Linked DNA regions of Homo sapiens: region 1 is linked to region 2. Evidence: chromatin contacts called from ENCODE Hi-C data. All regions are on one chromosome and are shown on one strand. Each heading gives the region's core, a stretch centred on a gene start or an enhancer-like site at or near the end of the contact. The rest is flanking DNA. Distances are from core to core; before and after follow the strand shown.

What was found. A loop is a pair of places that touch in the nucleus more often than their neighbours do. Pooled maps may share reads with other maps.
Region 1: a loop to region 2 is called in a map of mammary epithelial cell, with 6 times the contacts of the local background. The contact joins the enhancer-like site here to the promoter of TENM3 in region 2. A Hi-C loop is called at or near these places in 3 of 168 maps with a recorded cell type or tissue (chondrocyte, mammary epithelial cell and prostate gland) and 5 of 50 pooled maps.

What each region holds. Positions count from the first base shown.
Region 1 is chr4:182,803,594-182,809,668 of GRCh38, forward strand. No RefSeq gene overlaps it. Among named protein-coding and RNA genes, the nearest start is that of DCTD, 110 kb to the right of the region's middle. RefSeq lists enhancers at 218-387, 4,040-4,978, 5,107-5,608 and silencers at 2,801-2,890, 2,911-2,960. Within about 2 kb of position 3,217, at least 5 of the 41 ENCODE cell types and tissues checked have a DNase peak (open chromatin) inside an H3K27ac peak, as active enhancers do.
Region 2 is chr4:182,241,512-182,247,696 of GRCh38, forward strand. TENM3 (teneurin transmembrane protein 3) reads left to right here and starts at 1,891. Exons shown (of 28, transcript NM_001080477.4): 1 at 1,891-1,965.

The DNA of each region.
Region 1 (6,075 bases), core at 1,967-4,466, 560 kb after region 2:
GCAAACTGGTCTGTTTTCTTCTCCTCGAATTAGACTTTAACATGATCAAAACGGAATTCCAGAAAAACAGGCGAAGTACTGCTTTCCTTCTCTACAGTCTTTTCCTTAAAAGTAATGTCTGAACAAATGCAAATAAAAATGGTGCCGGTAAAAATTATACCTTAGAAAAAATAATCTGAATATGGGATATGCTGCTGCCACATCCCGTGAAATTTGTCTTTACATTCACCACACATATCCTAACAGTTGCATGGGGTTCTAACTGCCAGACCGCAACAGAAGGGCAGCACCTGACTGTAAGTACTTCAAAATCAGGACCAGTCCTCAAGCGCTTGAAAAGATGAGGAGAGGAGCTGGAGGTTACAACGAGCTATGATCGCAGCACTGCTCTCCGGCCTGAGCGACACAAGACCCAGTCTCTTAAAAAAAAAAAAAAAAAAAGTTTTTTAATGAAAGAATGCCGTTGATGCTTTCCCTATCCGTGCCCACTCTTCACTCCGTTCACCATCTTTTCTTTCTCCTTTTGCCCTGGGCTACTCCTGAATGCAGTTGTTTCTCTCGCCTGCTGACAGCAAATCAGCTGTCCGAGGTGCTTTTGGAAAGGAGGGATTCAAGAGAGGAAGCCAGAAGGCACTGATCCACATCATGTTCTGTCTGGGTAAAACCACCCGGGCAGTGCTCACAGCCGCTCGCTTGCTGTTGTACAGAGGAGGACAAGGTCCACCTGGACCAAGAACTGCCACCACCCATCTGGCCGGGGCGGGGTGGGTATCATTTGATCTCCAGCAGAGTGGGGTGAGTCTGCCCCTGGGAAGCCTCGAAGGGCAACATATTAAGATCTCACCCTTCCATAGATACCCAAATTTCCTCCCACTTTCCTTCAAGGAGTGATCTGATTCCAGCATCCCAGTCCACAAAATGCATCCCCATTCCAGAAGCTGGAGGTGGAATGGAATTACAGAAATGAGTTGTCCAAGTTCACAGAAGTGGCTTAAGTTAAGGTGAGCAGAGATTCCCTTTGCTAGTACCCTCCACTACATCACAGCCTCCTCATAACGCTCCCCGGGAAGATACCGCAAATACTCCTTACCGCCCCCCTTCCCATGGGCACTTGATCTTTCCAAAGCTGCCATCATTTACAGCCAGGACTAGCATTTTTCATTCTATAACGATCCGCCGACACTAAACAAAACAGATGCCTTGAGTGCCCCCTCTGCCTGCCAGTATTTCTAGCTCCTCACGCCCTTCTGTGTAGGTAAGCCAAGTTTGACTCTCCATCATTTCCAAAAGAAAGACCATTGGGCTGTTTACCTAGATTTTCCATAAGTTATTCATCTGGCTTTGAACATCCTACTAGACCCATGAAAAAATAAAATAAAAATGAGTTATAACTCATTATCACCCATTTTAACCACAGAGTTAAGCCAGAGTACCAAACAGGTACTGATAAGCCATTTGAATTTTCTACCTTCTCATTTAAGCCACATAATGAATGTCCTCTGTTTGCCAGACTTCTCATTTGCTGTTCACCACCCCTGCAAGCAATGGTCTCTTGATGTTAGTTAATTACTAATAACTTTTAGGTAAATTGAGTAAACCTTTTCATTTATGAACCGACTTAGAATCCTGTCGTGGAGGAATACGGGATTCCTAGAGTCCCGTGGATAGAGAATTTACTATCAACCGATTCTAAGCCTAGAGTAACATCATTATTCAGTTTAGAGTTAATGGGTTCCTCAAAGCAAATTTAATAAATCCTTCTGGGATCTAAGCTCAGGAAAATTAAAATTAGAAGCATAAATTGTCACTTTTAGGGCAAGAGACTGGCTTGGTAACAGTCCCCCTGCTTACAGGGTGAATTGTGAGCTACGCTTAGCCCTGGCCACAGGCATTCATCCTGTATTATGCAGGGAAATCTCGTTCTTCCACCTGTGTGCAGAGATTTCCTGAATTCCAGCCACAGCGGCCATTTCTCTATGGCATAGCTCGCTGCACACAACTGTCAGGATTTACAAGCGGTCCGCTGGGTCAAAATGAATTTTTAAAAATGTTCACAAGTGAACTCTATCAGGGGAGAGTGCGGGGAGCATAAATGCCCAAGGACTTAAAATGACAAATTCTCGGGCGTGACTGAAAGGCTGAAAATGGGGCGCTCAGTGGAGGTCGGTGAGGAGGCTCACCAGGCTCTCTTCAACCTGGAGTTCTTCTGCACCGTGGTTAATGACCGTAGGCTGGAGACTGCCCCATCCCACACCTTCCTCCCACACGAACACTAGGGAAAGTCTAGTCTGCCTGTTCCAGAGAAAATTCTGCAAAAATCGTCCCCAGAACTATCTTTGCATCCACGATGCTCGCTCTCTCTCTCTCTCTCTCTCGCTCTCTCTCGTTGCAATGGGTCAGGTTGAATCTAACCCTCTCTGTCCTTTAAGGCTTGGAAGGAATGCCATAGGGCTCCCTCGGTGGGCCAGGGCGACGTTGATGACTCAGGATCTCAAAAGGACCTAGAGCCAGTCTGTCATCCCCAGTTTCTTAATTTATTGACAAAAGGTAACGAACAAGCAGATTGTAAAATATCTTTATTCAGCTATGACATGATTTCCAAGCTCAAAAAAAAAAAAAAAAAAAAAAAATCAAGCCTGGCGTTTAACTTCAGTCTGGAGCATTGACAGGTGACAGGTCACTGCAGAACACAGAGGTGACCCAAGGCAGAGAACGGGAGGTAGCGAGAGGAAGACGACACCCTTCCCTGAGTCCTCCCTCATCTGGGGCTTCCCTCTGGCCTTCCCCTGGGGTTCCTGGGACTCGGCTTCTGCGGACATGGAAAAGCCGTCCCAACATCCGGCGGCCCCGTGGGCAGGGGTCCTGGGACGCCCCCTCCTGCATCCCCGGGCGGGCCCTGCAGGGGATGGCGGCGATTTCAGGAAGGGCTCCGGCGCCCCCTAGTGACGCGCGGCTGTGGTAGGGAAAGTCCTGCACGCCAAAAGGGCAGTTCCCGGGCCAGAAACCGAGGTGAAACCGAAGAGAAGGCGCCGCCGCTCGCCGCTCGCCACTCTCCACCCCAACCGCGGCGGGGCCGGCTCTCTGACCCTCTCTTCCCCACCTCTGCTCTGCCCTCCGAGTTTCACACTTAAAGCGGAGACTTCTGCTTCAGCACCGCCGCACCGAGGCCTGGGCCCTGCCAAAGTGGCTCGGGTAAGATTTCCCTGCACGTCGAGCAGACACTGTCATGCCGCGTTGCTCTCACTCACAGATCGAAATAAGGCCCTTCCTCCCGGGAATCGTCCGCGGGCTGAGTTCCGCAGCGCCTGAAAACAGTGATTTCTGAACTATCATATTGTTTCCCTTTTACTTTTCATGTTAACAGTCCTGTCGCTGGAAAGAATGTCCCGGAAGAACGGATCACTTAAATTCAGAGTGGCATTTTTATTTCTGAGGGAGCTGGGCTCTCACGGAACGTGCTGGAGTGACAGCCTGGAAGAGCGAAAGCCGCCCCCCCTCCCGCTTCCCCGCAGCTCCCCAGCCGCCTCGGCCTGGCCTCCCTGCAGCGGTGACATCCAGTCTCCCTCCTCTACCCAAGCCTGCGGCAGCCACGAAAGCCACCGCGGCGCAGAAGTGGGGAGGGATTCAACCTTTTGCCCCTGGGTTGTCGCCCAGAGAAGCCAATGGATGCTAATCTCATATAGCAGCCTGTTTGCTGGTGTCCTGCCTTCAGAAACCGGCCGTGAGTGAGCCCGCTGGCATTTTGGGAGGCCAATATATAGGCCCTTTTTCCTACCCGGGTTCTCGCTGAAATGAGTAAGGCCGGAGATGGCTCAGGAAAGCCAAAATATCACCTAGATAAAGGCCGGGTTGGGAAGCAGCAGGCACAGCTGCATGGGAAATCCCAAAGGGCCACTAACGGGACACCAAGATAGATCAGCCAGGCGCTGGCAGCAGTGGCAGGATGACGGGAGAGGCCCTGCTCCCTGAGCTGGAGCCCAGCGTGCCCATGCCCAGTTCGTTCCTCCCCACTCACCAGGAGGGCAAAGCGCTCCCCTGCCCACTGGGAGCCGGGATGACCAGGAGGCCCGGAGTGAGATATCTGTCTCTCTCTCTCTCTCTGTCACACACACACACACACACAGACACACACACACACACACACACACACACACATATATCACCAAGGAGGCTGTGGGCTGTGGCACTAGGAGAAATATTGCACCAGGTCTGGAGCCCCGGGTTTGCGGATGCTGCCCCCACCGCCTGTGGCCTTCAGCCAGGTTGCTTCCCGCCCTGGGCCTCTGCCGAAGCCAGAGGCAGGGGCTCTCCACCGGCAGCAGCGAGCGCCTCGCCTGCTGTGACAACTCTGTCTGGCTCTGGGGCTGCTCGGGAACCCGGTCCTAAACACAAGTTCTTGGGTCGTAAGCACAGGCTGGCAGTCCCAGATCGGGAGGCCCCATGCATCTGCTCCCGACCTGAGTCCCTCGCCCTGGCTCCCACTCCGCCACCCCATGGCGCTGCCTGCGAGAGGCGCCGGAGCCAGGCTCTGGCCTTTTCCGAGGCGGCTGCCTGCCGGTTCCTCTCGCGCCTGTTACACGGCGGACGGCAGGCTCCCGGGCTCTTGTAAATCAAAGGGCAACAGGACTCGCCTCGCCACCACTCAGGCTCTTTCTGCGGCCTCTGCCAATTAGTGCTCCAGTTAATCACACTTAGCAACTCCCTGGAGAAGCAGCGAAGCCGGGAGGAGCCCAGCGTGGGAGACCCCCTCAGGCTGGCTCTGCCGAGACGGAGATGACCACTGGCCTCTGCGCCTTGGTTTCCCCATCTTTACAGTGAACCCAGACCTTGGTCCCCAGCCGCCCCTCCCCACTTCCCGTGCCAAGACGCTGCATGTGTGTGCACACACACACGCATCTGTGTACGCATGTGTGCATGTGTGTGTGCATGTGCGTGTGTGCCTGCAAGTGCGTGTATGTGTGCATTTCTGTGTGTGTGTGCGTGTGCATATGTGTGGGGTGTGTGCACGTGTGTGAGTATATGCATGTGAGTGTGCACACGTGTATGTGTGCCTTTGTGTATGTGTGTGTGCACGCACATGTGGGTGGGTGTGTGCGTGTGGATGTGAGTACGTAATGTGCGCGCACATGTGTGAGTGTATGCATGTGAGTGTGCACGTATGTGTATGTGTGTTTGCGTATGTGTGCACGTGTGCATGTGGGGGTGTGCGTGTGTGGATGTGTGTACATAACGTGTGTGTGCATGTGTGAGTGTATGCATGTGAGTGTGCACGTATGTGTATGTGTGTGTTTGCATATGTGTGCACGTGCTGTGGGTGTGTGCATGTGCACGCATGTGTGTGCATGTGCGTGTGTGCAGGCATGTGTGCATGTGTGCATGTGCGTGTGTGTGCATGTGTGTTTGTGCATGTGTGTGTGCATGTGTATGTGTGTGGACAGAAAAAGCTAGAAGAAAGAGCCCATGGTGATATCAAGGCTACCACCCAGACGTCTTTCACCATCTCCTGGGAAAGTCCCCGAGCTGCGGGAACCCCAGCCACAAAGCTCAGCCACATGAAGAGGCCCCAGGACGGGAAGGGGGTTGCTCTCCCTGCAGCCCCCACCCACCAGGGAGGGAAGTGGCGAGCAGGGCTCCCTGGCACCTCCTCACACTTCCTGCAGGACAGAGCCTAGTAGCTGCCCTGTCCCCACCCCAGAGCTCACTGCTCGCCGTTTGAAGATGATGCAGCCTGACTCTCGGGCGTGAGTATTTGTAACCGCACAGGAAATGACACGGAGCATGGCAACCTGCAAACACAGCCCTGCCAGCATCCCATGCTTTGCCCTGCTCCAGAAAAGGAAACTCGAGGAGGAAGGAAGTGGGCAGAGGAGACAGCACAGGGTCCCTGGGTCCATGCCTGATGGTGCCCAATGTTGTCCCCCTTTTTCTGGCAGCCTTAAAGGCTAGAACTGGACTGAACCCCAAGGGCACGCCTCACCAGTTCTCCCTCCTGGGCCCTGCCTGGTCCCTGGCGGCATCAGGCCTCGCTGGTCATCAAGTTCAAGACCCTGGCAGTGAGGGTGCCCAAAATGGTGG
Region 2 (6,185 bases), core at 641-3,140:
TTCTTTCTTTTTTTTTTTTTTTTTGTGAGGCGGAGTCTTACTCTGTTGCTCTGTTGCTATGCTGCGATCTTGGCTCACTGCAACCTCCGCCTCTCAGGTTCAGGCCTCCTGCCTCAGCCTCCTGAGTAGCTGGGACTACAGGCATGTGCCACCATGCCCAGCTAATTTTTGTATTTTTAGTAGAGACGGGTTTTCCCATGTTGGTCAGGCTGGTCTTGAACTCCTGACCTCGTGATCCACCTGCCTCGGCCTCCCAAAGTGCTGGGATTACAGGCATGAGCCACTGGGCCCGGCTTTCCTTTTCCCTTTCTTTTTCCAGACAGGTAAAATGCACAAGGCTTGACCGTTCTTTTAAAAACGCTTCTCCACTGAAATGACTCTCCGTGGTCACAAATAACCTCTTTATTCCTGAAGCCAGTGGACCCTTTTCAGTTTTGCTCTCATCTGTTTTCTCCACTGTCAGCCACATGCCTTTTCCACCAATTTGCCTTCTTTTTTTTTTTCCTCTCTCTTTTTTTTTTTTTATTTTACTTTAAGTTCTAGGGTACATGTGCACAAGGTGCAGGTTTGTTACATATATATACATGTGCACAAGGTGCAGGTTTGTTACATATATATACATGTGCCATGTTGGTGTGCTGCACCCAATAACTCGTCATTTACATTAGGTATATCTCCTAATGCTATCCCTCCCCACTTCCCCCACCCCATGACAGGCCCCGGTGTGTAATGTTCCCCTTCCTGTGTCCAAGTGTTCTCATTGTTCAGTTCCCACCTATGAGTGAGAACATGCGGTGTTTGTTTTTTTTTCCTTGCAATAGTTTGCTGAGAATGATGGTTTCCAGCTTCATCCACATCCCTACAAAGGACATGAACTCATCCTTTTTTATGACTGCATAGTATTCCATGGTGTATATGTGCCACATTTTCTTAATCCAGTCAATTTGCCTTCTTAAAACTTCTTGGTGGCCCAGCACGGTGGCTCATGCTTATAACCCCAGCCCTTTGGGAGGCTGAGGTGGGTGAATTGCTTGAGCCCAGGAGTTTGAGACCAGCCTGGGCAACATGGTGAAAACCCGTCTCTACAAAAAATACAAAAATTAACCCGATGTGGTGGCACTTGCCTGTGGTTCCAGCTACCTGGGAGACTGAGGTGGGAGAATCACCTGAGCCTGGGAAGTCGAGGTTGCATTGAGCTGAGATTGCGCCAGTGCACTCCAGCCTGGGTGACAGACTGAGGCCCTGTCTCAAACAATAAAACTTACTGGTTTTCCTGCCTGATTGCTTTCTCTGAACTGTACCCTAGATCTTCCTACCGTGGTGGTTCAGATGAGAGATGATGGTAGCCTGTATGTGGGTAGTGCTTATCAGAGATGGAAATAAAATTGACAAGAGTTGATAATGTATTAGAAGCGGAGGCTAAGAGAGAGGTAAGCAAGATAATCACTAGGTTTCTGACTTGCATAATTGGGCGGTGATGTCATTCACTGAGATTAGAAGCATTCCAGGGCGACTATGTGGTAGAGAGGCTACAATGAATTCAACTTTAGATGTATTGGAGATGTGTTTAGAATGTCTTAAGGGTAAATGTCACATAGGCTTTTATTTATTTATTTATTTGAGACAGAGTTTCGCTCTTGTCGCTCAGGCTGGAGTGCAGTTGGGTGATCTTGGCGCATTGAGACTTCCACCTCCCGGGTTCAAGCAATTCCCCTGCCTCAGCCTCCTGAGTAGCTGGGATTACAGGCATGCACCACCACGCCCAGATAATTTTTGTATTTTTAGTAGAGGCGGGGTTTCACCATGTTGGCCAGGCTGGTCATGATTTCCTGACCTCAAGTGATCCGCCCACCTCGGCCTCTCAAAGTGCTGTGATTACAGGCATGAGCCATCGCACCTGGCCATGAAGGCTTTTAGATGGGTCTGGAGCTTGGAGGAGAAGTCTGAACTAAGGATAAACTAAAGGTAAGTTGCTGAGTCATCTGTAGAGAGGTGGGAATTGAGGGCACGGATGAGACAGCCTAGAAGAAAAGGAGGAGAAGATGAGAAGAGAGTATCGAGGTATTGGAAACTGGGGAGGGCAGACAAGTCTAAAAAGGAGACTGGAAAAAAGTAGTTGAAGATGGAGAGGGCAAATCTGGGCAGTGTTGGGACACGGAAGCTGAGGAAAAGAGCAGTTCAAGATGCTTGAAATGAACACACCAAAAATACTGTGAACTATTCAGCACGTCCTTGTTTTATAAGTAAAATTCATAGTCACATCAGCGAAATAATTTTAAATGTATGTCTGTTGACTTAAATATTGGTTTTCTTTTGTGACTGAGGTTCCAGTACTTAGGAAAGGAAATGAAAGAGAGGCAGGGCACTCAGGGCTGACTGTCTTCTCAAAGTGCTAACTGATAGACTCTTCCAAGAATGGAATCATTTGTGTTTTCTTTTTTTTTTTTTTTTTTTTTTTTTGAGACGGAATCTCGCTCTGTCGCCCAGGCTGGAGTGCAGTGGCGTGACCTCGGCTCACTGCAAGCTCCGCCTCCCGGGTTCACGCCATTCTCCTGCCTCAGCCTCCCGAGTAGCTGGGACTACAGGCGCCCGCCACCACGCCCGGCTAATTTTTTGTATTTTTAGTAGAGACGGGGTTTCACCATTTTAGCCGGGATGGTCTCGATCTCCTGACCTCGTGATCCGCCCGCCTCGGCCTCCCAAAGTGCTGGGATTACAGGCGTGAGCCACCGCGCCCGGCCTCATTTGTGTTTTCTATTAAAACATATAACCCAGGGTATTAGACCACCATGGTGGTCACGGCGATCACAAAATATTTTTAACTGGTTTGCTGTGAGCTGATTTAGTGTTCTGAAATTTTATTATCTTGACTGGTAGAATTATTGGAACCAGCCATACATGTTAGAGTGATTGACAGCTACTTCTGATGAGGCTTTTATTGGATCTCAGGCAGCCTGCAAGTCACTGTCCTTTGCATTCAGATGCATTTATTTCCACAGCCTCCAGGGTAGCTAATGTTATTTTTCCTTCCCATTCCGAAATTTTAAGATGCCTCAGCTTTAGCCTGGCTCCTAAACTGATGGACAAGAGGAGAATATGAAGAGGAAGACGGGTCTCCTGGAATCCTCAGTTCCCAGGCTCTTCCCTCCAGTGGTCCAGGAACACTTTTGTCCCTGTCATAGATTTGTGTAATTCTCATGATGTGTAACATATGGAAAGAAAAACCAAGTTTTGTGTAGCCTAATAGATAGCTGTTTAGGAAACCATTCCAACTGTCCAGCTTTCTGAGAGTTTGCAAATATCACTTTACTTCTTACATTAATAGAGCCTCATGCAAATCAAATCATGTTGAACTTTATTAGCTATGCTTGATGTTATTTATGTTCTAATTAAATTAATGAGAATCTTGCATTTCTTCACAAAATTAAATTTCTAGAGTCTCTTTTTATTGTAATGTCTACATTCCATAATCAATGAATGCTTTTAATCCTCTGCAGTGATACTTTCTAGTGTTTTGGGAATGAAGCAAAGGCTTCAGAAACATTCAAAACAATCGAGTGTTAGGCTGTGCTATTGTTTGTTTAATGGGCAGAGGTCACTTGCTATGGGAATACTGAGGGTCTGCATGCTGGAATCATTCTCTTTTTGCCCAGGATGGGATCATTGGGTGAGTTTACTTAATCCATGGGCTTTGTTTCCCAAGACTGTGTCAGGGAACAAGACACAATTGTTTCCAGCCCCAGAGTCCTCTTGAGAGAGTGGCTCCAGCAACTTTGCTCTGTCTCATGTGATGTAGCATCCTCCGGCATCATTTAGAAAAGTGAAAGAGCAAGTAGAAAGGAATCTATCTGATCTTCATTTCTTTGCTGTTGTTGTTGATTTGTGTCACACATTGCTTCTCAGGTGGCCCCAAGAGTAAATCAGAAATTCCAATTGAGATTGCAAATTTTGTTTTAATTCTCTGTTGCTTTTCCAGCAATCAGTGCTTTCCTTTAAATTCTGTCTCGTCTCCTAAATGAAGGCAGCGTCGTGGCCCAGTTTGGGTCTCTGTTTAGCAACTGTGGTCTGTTTGAACTGAGGCAGTCCACATGTTACTTCCATTCTTTAGATTAATGTGATGACCGTAGTCCCTGCCAGAATCTTTTGGAACCAGTTATCCCAGGATATTGACATGTGACACGGCCATAGGACTGAAAACTTCCTCTCTTCCAGGGCCAGCCACAGGAGAGAGAAAGGGATTAAGAGGCTACTGTTGTGTCAATGCTGCAACTTGCTTTAGGACTCTGAGCTGGTTTCTTAACTTTTCCGTTGATGAGCAATAAAACCAGTAGAACAATAACTGCCTTCAGTGATTTTACAGATTTGTGTTAGTTAATAAATATAGGAATTTAGGGAAAGCTGTTTCTGATTTATATTTGATACCGATGTAACATTTTATTGGCGGGCGCTCCTGCTGGATCCTCACTCTGTGGTTAACAGTGACTCCTTTTCTGGTAGCACTCCCTGGCTCTGCAAGTCACGGGAAATAGCGTAAGAGCTCACTTGTCTCTTATGTTGAACAAACAGAGGCAGCAACCGCTATGGCAGAGGGTGGCACCTTCTGGCTATGTGTTTTCCTAAGTGGCCTGAAATGAAACTCCTAGAAGTTGTCTCATTGATAAAATGAATGCAATCTAGGTACCACTAATTATCTAACCCCGGGTCATCAGCAGGATTTACCACCACTGCCAGCAGCCCCAAGGCATAGGGGAAGAAAGAATTTTTTAAAAAGAAGTCATGGAAGCAACACAGAGAGAAAAACAAAGCAGCGCTTATGAATGAGATTCGCTATGAGCCCCCACCCCCGCCCCTCAGGAATAACATTTTAGATAAGCAGTGGACACGAAGCAGGCCCCGCTCTGAAAGAGCACAGGAGGTAGAAATGTCTTCCTTTTCTAGGATATAGATGGTGTGGGTATCAAAGCCATTGTTGACAGGAAGGAGGTGGTGTTGGATAAGAGACTAAAAATAGAGCCGGAGTAGTAGTTTGAATCCAGCAAACCAGCCCTCCTTCTAAAATTCTGCAGCACGATCCCATCACGTAAGAATGTGTCTCGTCCGTATGTGACAAAGACACGGTTTTATTGACCTTAAACAAATGGGCTATGTCTGCCAGAAAAGCTTGTGCCGTCTTGACTGTATTCATAAGAAATAGAGAGATATGAATCATGCCATGTAGGTTCCAGGGCGGGGGCGTTCCCTCCCTCTCGTCCTTCGCTTTGCCTTGCATTATTGCAGACGACAGCAGTGCAGGGATGAACTCACTTTCTAGGGAGGAAGCCGCCAGTAAATAACTAAACAAAGAAGATAAGTTCCGATAATCATCGCTGTTAAACTGAGACTAAAACGAGAGATGAGGTAGTGACTGGGAGTGGAGGGGAAGTTGATTGAGGTGGATCACGAGGGATGCCTCTCTGCGGAGGCGATGCCCACATCGAAGCTCTCAGGATGAGACGGAACCAGCCGTGTGGGCAGCTGTGGGAGGACGCAGAGATGGGCAAATGTAAAGATGCGAAGAACACCAGAAATGGTGTTTTTGAAGGACAGAAAAATATGAGTCGAGCTAGAATCTAATGAGCAAAGAGAAACGAGTTAGATGTGATTTTGGAAAGGGAAGGCAATGTGTTTCTCTGTGTGCTGATCAGTCCTGAGGTGCTGCAGCAAGAAATTGACATATAGAGGTGGATACCAGAATGGTGAGGAGTTTGGAAGAAAAACCCTATGAAGAGCGCAGTCGGAACTGGGGGTTGGTTGTCTTACGAAGAGAAGACTGGAGAGAGAGCCATGATAAATGTCTGATTATTTGAGATGTGATCTACTGGAAGCATTACACAGATGATGGTTCCATAGAGTGGCCCTCAGACCATTGAAAGGGGCCATGGCTAAGGCAGAACTCACCCGCCTTAGAAGGAAGCACTTTAACCCTTGACCTCATCCATCCAAAAATGGAACGAGCAGCTTCACAAAGCTGCGCTGTTAGTTTCTAGTCACAAAGTGTTGTTAGGCAAGGACAGCTTTAATTTACTAGATTTTAAGATTTTTCAGGCCAGTGACTTTGTTTTCTGTCCATGTTATATCTCTGGCAAGTACCTGCGGGTGGATGCTCAGTCAGTGTTTACTGAAATGACAAATAAGTAAATCGCAGT